Regions from separate parts of the Homo sapiens genome. Here region 1 is linked to region 2. The links are chromatin contacts, found by Hi-C or POLR2A ChIA-PET in ENCODE. All regions are on one chromosome and are shown on one strand. Each heading gives the region's core, a stretch centred on a gene start or an enhancer-like site at or near the end of the contact. The rest is flanking DNA. Distances are from core to core; before and after follow the strand shown.

Region 1 (3,447 bases), core at 282-2,781, 110 kb after region 2:
AGTAAATGCTTCATTTTATTCCTTCCATATAACAACTGTCTTCTGTAATGAAAATACTTACTTGTTTGTTTAGTGTCTAAAGGTTGAGAAGGGAACTAGAATTGGCCTAAGGAGGCCCTCAGCCACCCATCATGTGACAGTATGGCCAGGAGGACTTACTCTCTGCTCTCCTCCTCTTGACATGCCTCAAACACACCAATCATTTGCACTTGGGAAATCAACCCTCACTAGCAAATTACTCCTGCCAACAAAATAACCCAATCAGCATGCAAAACTGGTAGCGAGCTGGGAGAGGGCGATGAGAGTGGTGTTCACATGGCTCCCTCTGTTTCCCTTTCCCCAGGTCTGGGCACACACTGTCAGTCAGTGGCCCCTGACTCAGAAAGAGGTTTGATTTAAACCATTTCATTTTCTGCTCTCAGACTGGGAATTTATTTAATATGAATGTCATCATTATAACAAAACTCAACTGTATTCTAGCAAAAATTTGGCTGATCTATGAAGAATATTGGAAGGAGAATCTGTGAACCCAAAAATACTAGACCACTGCTTATTCAGTTCTGCAATTTTGTCACTTTAATGGACTCTTCAGAGTGCCAAATCACTAGTCCTACTGACTATACAAAAATTGGCCATCAACATGCCTGCCTCCAACAAATTGTTGCTGTTACTTCATGTTATCCACTTTGGGCTTAGAGACTGAAGGCCAAAAAGCATCCAATTTTTATGGTAAAAAAGTGCATCAGGAGGGCAACTACATACAAAGTTACCCTCCCAGTTTGACCCTGTCCTTAAGTTTTTATTGCCTGAACTGGCACCAAAGAAACTCCTTGAAAATAACACATTCCTTGTCCATTCAGTGGTTAATGATGCTTAAAAAAAATCACAGTTTGTGACTGTGACCTAAATTATGCCAGAAGCTGTAAAACCATGGTTTCTTTAAATTCAAATATGACCCACATGCTTTAAAACCACTACACTGACCCTATAGTACTGTTGCTGAGTGTGCGTGTCCTCACATAAACACAGACACACACACACACACACACACACACACACACACACACTCCCCACTTGGCATTAAATGACTCGATAAAAGAAATGGTATTTTTCAGACTTCCATGTTAAAAAAAAGGCTCATGAAAGAGATGTAAGTGAGCTTTAAGCCAAACATTTGTTTGGCTTTGCTGCAGCAGGCTGCAGGAATGTAAACTTTTTTTTTTTTTTCAATGACTTCAGCTCCTAATTTGAAAGCTAGGATTTTTAGGAGTGAGCAAGAGACTATATTTGGCCAAAAAATTCTGCTGGCTTTACTTAGCCAATCTGCACATTCAAAACAATACTTCTTTATCAAAAAAACAATAGTCTGTTTTATTCACAGCACATGTAGAAGTTGGAACATCGACTAAATTCCACTTTCTTCTCTTGCAGTGTGTCTGTAACCAGCTAATGAGCTGCAACAGAGCCTGGCCTTCATTTTCAGCAAATTAAGTTCATCCCTCATAGGAATTGTGGTCTGGCTGTGGCACCGCTCCTAGGTATGGGTGGGATTTGTTTCTTCTAGCAGTTGTAGGTTAGCCACATGGGTACGTGCTGTCGCACCACACAACAAAATTTTCTCTATAATAACCAGTCTAAGTAGGCTTTTACCCCACAAAAGTAGATCCCATTTAATTTACTTTGTGTTTATAGCACTCCCTCTCAAACCGCACCATTGGCACAGACTAATATTTATACAACTTTTTATTTTAAACTATTTATTTGGAGTTGAGACTTCAGTAGCACTCCCTGTCAGATTCATTGAACAAGCTTAAATTCAGGATACTGAAAATGTAAATTGGGAAGAGGGATGTATGTTCTTGGGATTCTTTTCTCCCGTGCATGGACACCCAAACAACTCTCACTGTAGTAAAGGGAGGTTACACATGTGTTGATAACATTTGTATTACTGCTGGTAGGAAATTGAACATTGATGGGTGGTTTTAAAAGCCTGCTTTTGCCTATTGTGTTTCCACATTTCTTTGCCAATATAGTTGGTCAAATTAGTTATGCAAAATGCATCTAAAAACTTCTAATCCAAAAGTGTCAATGTTGTTAAAGATTTCTTTTCATACACAAAGAAATATTACATTGCTCCATTATTTTAATGGAAGTCGTTAGTCAAATACGCTTTTGCCACAGAAAGAAAAGGGAAAAAATTCTTAATTTTGTATCTGACCTCTGCTTTGGGGCCTTACTTTAAGTTACATTTTTCTTAAATAAAGCTTTTCTGTTTTTTAAAGTGAATGACGGGATGTTAACTTTAAATAGACATTTAACCACATAAAGTATAGTGGCAGATGGTTCATTTTTCTACTCAGGGTAGACACTTTATTCAGGTAATGATATTTAATCCTCATTTTCTATGAAATCTGCATGTTGTTCTTAAATCTGATACTATTTTGTGATTTAAAATGAGTGTTGGGTTAACTTTGTTTACAAGTGAAGTATTTATCCCTTTGATTCTCTTTTACTTTCTTCTTTTGGTAAACACCTATCCGTTTCTAAGACCCACTTATATGTTATCTCATCAAGGAAAATTTTCCCATCCTCCCAAAGGAGAACAGAACTCCACTGTAGTGGAATAAGTTTTTTGAGGTATGAACCAATGCTTCTGTCCTCCTAATATTCTTACAACCTCTAACCCGCCTCTGCATTCAGGAAACCAGAATACATTAGGGAGGAGACAGCAAAGGAAAACAAAAGACAATAAAGGAATCGATGTATTTGTTTTGTAACTCAAAGTTAAAGTCCAAATTTAGAAAATAGATTTGAAAGCATAACGGGTCAATTTCTGTTGTGCCTCTGAAGAAGAAAGTTGAGAAAGAACGAAGAGGGCTTAGATGCTGGTGGGTGTCTGCAAAAAAGCCCAGACAATGCCTGGAATAATAAAGAAGCAGAGAACTTCCAGGGAGGAAGGGAACAGTCTCTAAGATGGAGCAGGACCTGGGGAAGTCTTGCTTCTCCACTGAAGAACATGGACCAAGACCAGGGCAGAAGGGATGGCAGCTTCCCCGTAGAGCAGTGAGGACGGATGACGACATGAAGACTGGACTGCTCATTCTCACCTTCCCTTCACAGTCCCTGGCACTTTTTAAGCTCCTTGGAAATTAGAGGCAATCTAGGAGAAAGGGGGATAGAAGCAGACCTTATTTCTGTTACAATGTGAATGGGAGCTTCAAATTGAAGATAAAATGTTATGGAAAAAGTGAAATTATATATATATTTTGCACATCGTAGCTTGGTGGCTTTAGGTTTCTGTGCATCAAAGGAAGGAATTGTGTCTTCCTCATTGTCATACTCTGGTATTGGAGATTGTGCAACATATATAGTAGGTATGCAATAAACAGCTGTTAACAGAATGAATCAATACTTTGTAGAGTATTGCCAACCACTCCAGAGCTTTGA
Region 2 (3,229 bases), core at 18-2,517:
AACCGTACTAATGTAACTTGTCAGTGGGCTAGGTTGATTTATTTCATCTCTCAAAGGACCCAACTCCCAAGTAATCAGCAGAGCTTTGATTAAGATGTCAGCAGTATTTGAAAATCCCAGTGTCTCACAGTATTGGAAATATTCATGTATCTTTGGACATCCCCACCTATAGATTAAGCTGTGTAGCCTCAAGCCCAACAGATTAATTTCCAACTTGGAATGAATAGACAAATTGAATTATCTAGTATTTTAAATGAAAGCGTTTTTAAGAAAAAAATACAGGCCTGGCGCAGTGGCTCATGCCTGTAATCCCAGCACTTTGAGAGGCCGAGGCATGTGGATCACCTGAGTTCAGGAGTTCGAGACCAGCCTAGCCTACATGGTGAAATCCCGTCTCTACTAAAAATACAAAAAGTTAGCCAGGTGTGGTGGTGGGTGCCTGTAATTCCAGCTGCTCGGGAGGCTGAGACAGGAGAATCACTTTAACCTGGGAAGCAGAGGTTGCAATGAGCTGAGGTTGCACCATTGCACTCCAGCCTGGGCAACAAGAGAGAAACTCCATCTTAAAAAAAAAAAAAAAAAAGGAAGGATTATAAATTCTAATAAATAGAAAATTAAAGGACAACAGGCTCCCACTTTAATTTTTAAGGTTGTGAAACAGAAATGCCTAATGACAAATGATAGTATTTTAAGGAAAGGTCAAAATTTCCTATGCCTTAAGGAATTAGGGGTATATATTTTCAATTCTCCCTCCTCTTTTTTGGAGGAAGTTATAAATAGATTTGATTCTCTATTCCAAACCATTTCTTCTAATTTCCTGTTTGGTGAACATAATTTATCAGTTTTAAAATAGGGTAAGTTATATAATTTACCATGAAGCCTAAATGAACACTTATCGATTTTCATTTACAATCAATCAAATGCCCTACAAAAGAAACATAAATCTGAAAGTTTTTTAAAAATAAAAACTATATTTTTCTTTTCTAAATGTATCATGGTATAGATATTATAACAAAAAATTGCATTTGATTTTCTTCTCAGTGCTAACCAATATTTCACATTGCATTCTCACCTCCCTCCCTGTCTATCTAGTAGGATGACCTCTGGGATACATTTGCTTCACCCTCCAAAACCCAGTCATGACTGCATACAAACCAGACATGGAAATATGAGTTTCTCCTCTCTACTTGTAGCATTCCCCACTCCAGTTTTTCATTTCATCACCTTTCTTTATCTCTTTTTCCACATGTTTGGAACTGAGGGGATATGGAAAGTGAAACTGTCAAAGAGCTAGGAATAGAGGTGTTCTCAGACGAGCAAAATGTTTCCTCCATACAATCCAGGCAGGGCAAGGACAGGCACGCTGCAGAGGGATGTTGCCCTGGGCCAGAGTGAGCTGAGACAGTTTCTAGGCCGAAGGCCTAGCAGGAGGCTCCTTATCTCAGCATGTCTACACATTCTGTCCCAGGCTGTTTTCAAGGATAGCCCAAGTCATCCTCGGCAGATAACACTAAACGGAAAGTATTACAGTGCTTCCCCTGTAAAAAAGATCAGGTACTATAGATCAGAAGTTACTAAAATGGATCCTATTTTAGCCTGATTCTCTCAAACCTAGACTCTAAAAGAAAGCACTCTCGGGTGGAGGCAAGCTCACGACTTTCCTTTCCTTAGAGATCCCAAAGTGCCTAAATTAGCATTCCCCAAAGTGGATTCCAGAGATTACTGGTTCCTAAGATTTTAACAAGCTGTTTCTCAAAAAAAAAAAAAAAAAAAAAAGTCAGGAAATCAAATCAAATATATTTGGAAAACTGATTTATTTGTTATAGGACTTTTCATATTCTTCTACATGCTGAATGTCATAATCTGGACTATTTCCCAATATATTTCAGATATCCCTTGGAAATGCTAGCTTTAAAGAAAATAACAAGCTTCTTCCCATTGACCAATGAATACACTGCAGTGCTGAAATACTTCAGACCAATACTTGGCTCAGTGCTTGGCACAAGGAAAATACAATAGTATTGCTGAAGACATGATAAAACAATGGAAAACTTTTTTTTTTCAGTTTTATAAAAAAAGTGCAAACATAAGATCAGGTGCAGAAAATTGCTGTTCACTTGAAGTAAAAGTATTAATAAATTATTTTGCCATTAAAGAGTGCAATTTGTTTCCAAACCGCAAAGCACTAAGCGCAAAGCAATACTGCACAGTGGAAAGAAAGCTCCATTTGGAGTCAGACTCTCAGTTGGGTTCGCTAGCTGCATATCTTTGGGCCAGTCAACTTCTTTAAGTCTCATTATCCTCAGACATAAAAAGGGAGCCGGGTTCAGTCTCTAAGACCCCTTTCAAGTTCCTAAATGGTATGCATTCAATAAAGGAGGAAAACAAAACAAAACAAAACAAAAATGAGGGTTGGAATGATTCTCACAAAAGTATCATCCTACAGAAACAATAAATTGACAAGTTATTGTTTGGATAAATAGAATTGTTTTCTTCCATATTTTAAAATATTGAAGGATATGTTCACCTCAGCCTCAAGCAATATAAACAGTTAAGACTAAGGTTTCATTATGCACTTTGGACCACTAATCACATTTAGAAGTTTAATAAATACATAATAGCTAGGAAAATACTAAGGTATTAAAAGCTTTACATATATTAACTCTAATCCTCAAAACAGCCTATGAGGAAGGCACTATTACAATTTCCATTTTACAGAAAAGAAGGCTGGAGGACAGAGTGGTTAAGTAACTTACCCAAGGTCACACAGCTAGTGTTAGAGCTATAATCAATATCAATATATCAATATACCAATATTGGATCAATATATCAATCCAGTCTCACACTCAGAGAATCGAATCACATACTCTGTTACTTCTCTATGCTGCTAAGTAATATTCAAGGGAGTACTTAAAACTTAAAATTCTATGTAGAAAATGTGATGTTCAGGAGTTGGTGGAATCTACAAATTATTTTTAAAATGAGTGTTCTTCAACTCATCTCACATTTTCTTATTCTTGATGGCAAAAATGAGTTTACTTCCCTGTGCCAGCAGGGGAATAGAATGTAAGTTAGATATTTGTCTTTACTATTATAATTTACTGGATGATCATCAGCAGCTGTTTTTGGTTTTTTTTTTTCTACTTTCTACAAATGAATGTGTTCACAAGGAAAACCAGGTAAATGTATACTGTATAAATCAGTATATATTCTTCACAATTCCCGGAAA

The links. Hi-C counts contacts between places; a loop is a spot of excess contacts on that map. ChIA-PET counts read pairs that join two places held with the same protein, here RNA polymerase II (POLR2A). Pooled maps may share reads with other maps.
Region 1: a loop to region 2 is called in a pooled map, with 2.9 times the contacts of the local background. The contact joins two enhancer-like sites. A Hi-C loop is called at or near these places in 1 of 168 maps with a recorded cell type or tissue (ascending aorta), 2 of 37 single-sample maps with no recorded cell type and 4 of 50 pooled maps. POLR2A ChIA-PET finds 5 or more read pairs at or near these places in 2 of 52 experiments (GM12878 and OCI-LY7).

The regions. Positions count from the first base shown.
Region 1 is chr5:88,941,585-88,945,031 of GRCh38, forward strand. The region is part of intron 2 of MEF2C-AS1 (MEF2C antisense RNA 1); the gene reads left to right. Among named protein-coding and RNA genes, the nearest start is that of MEF2C-AS1, 60 kb to the left of the region's middle. Within about 2 kb of position 1,532, at least 4 of the 41 ENCODE cell types and tissues checked have a DNase peak (open chromatin) inside an H3K27ac peak, as active enhancers do; they include ascending aorta, where a contact is called at or near this core.
Region 2 is chr5:88,835,249-88,838,477 of GRCh38, forward strand. The region is part of intron 1 of MEF2C (myocyte enhancer factor 2C); the gene reads right to left. Among named protein-coding and RNA genes, the nearest start is that of MEF2C, 46 kb to the right of the region's middle. Within about 2 kb of position 1,268, at least 12 of the 41 ENCODE cell types and tissues checked have a DNase peak (open chromatin) inside an H3K27ac peak, as active enhancers do; they include ascending aorta, where a contact is called at or near this core.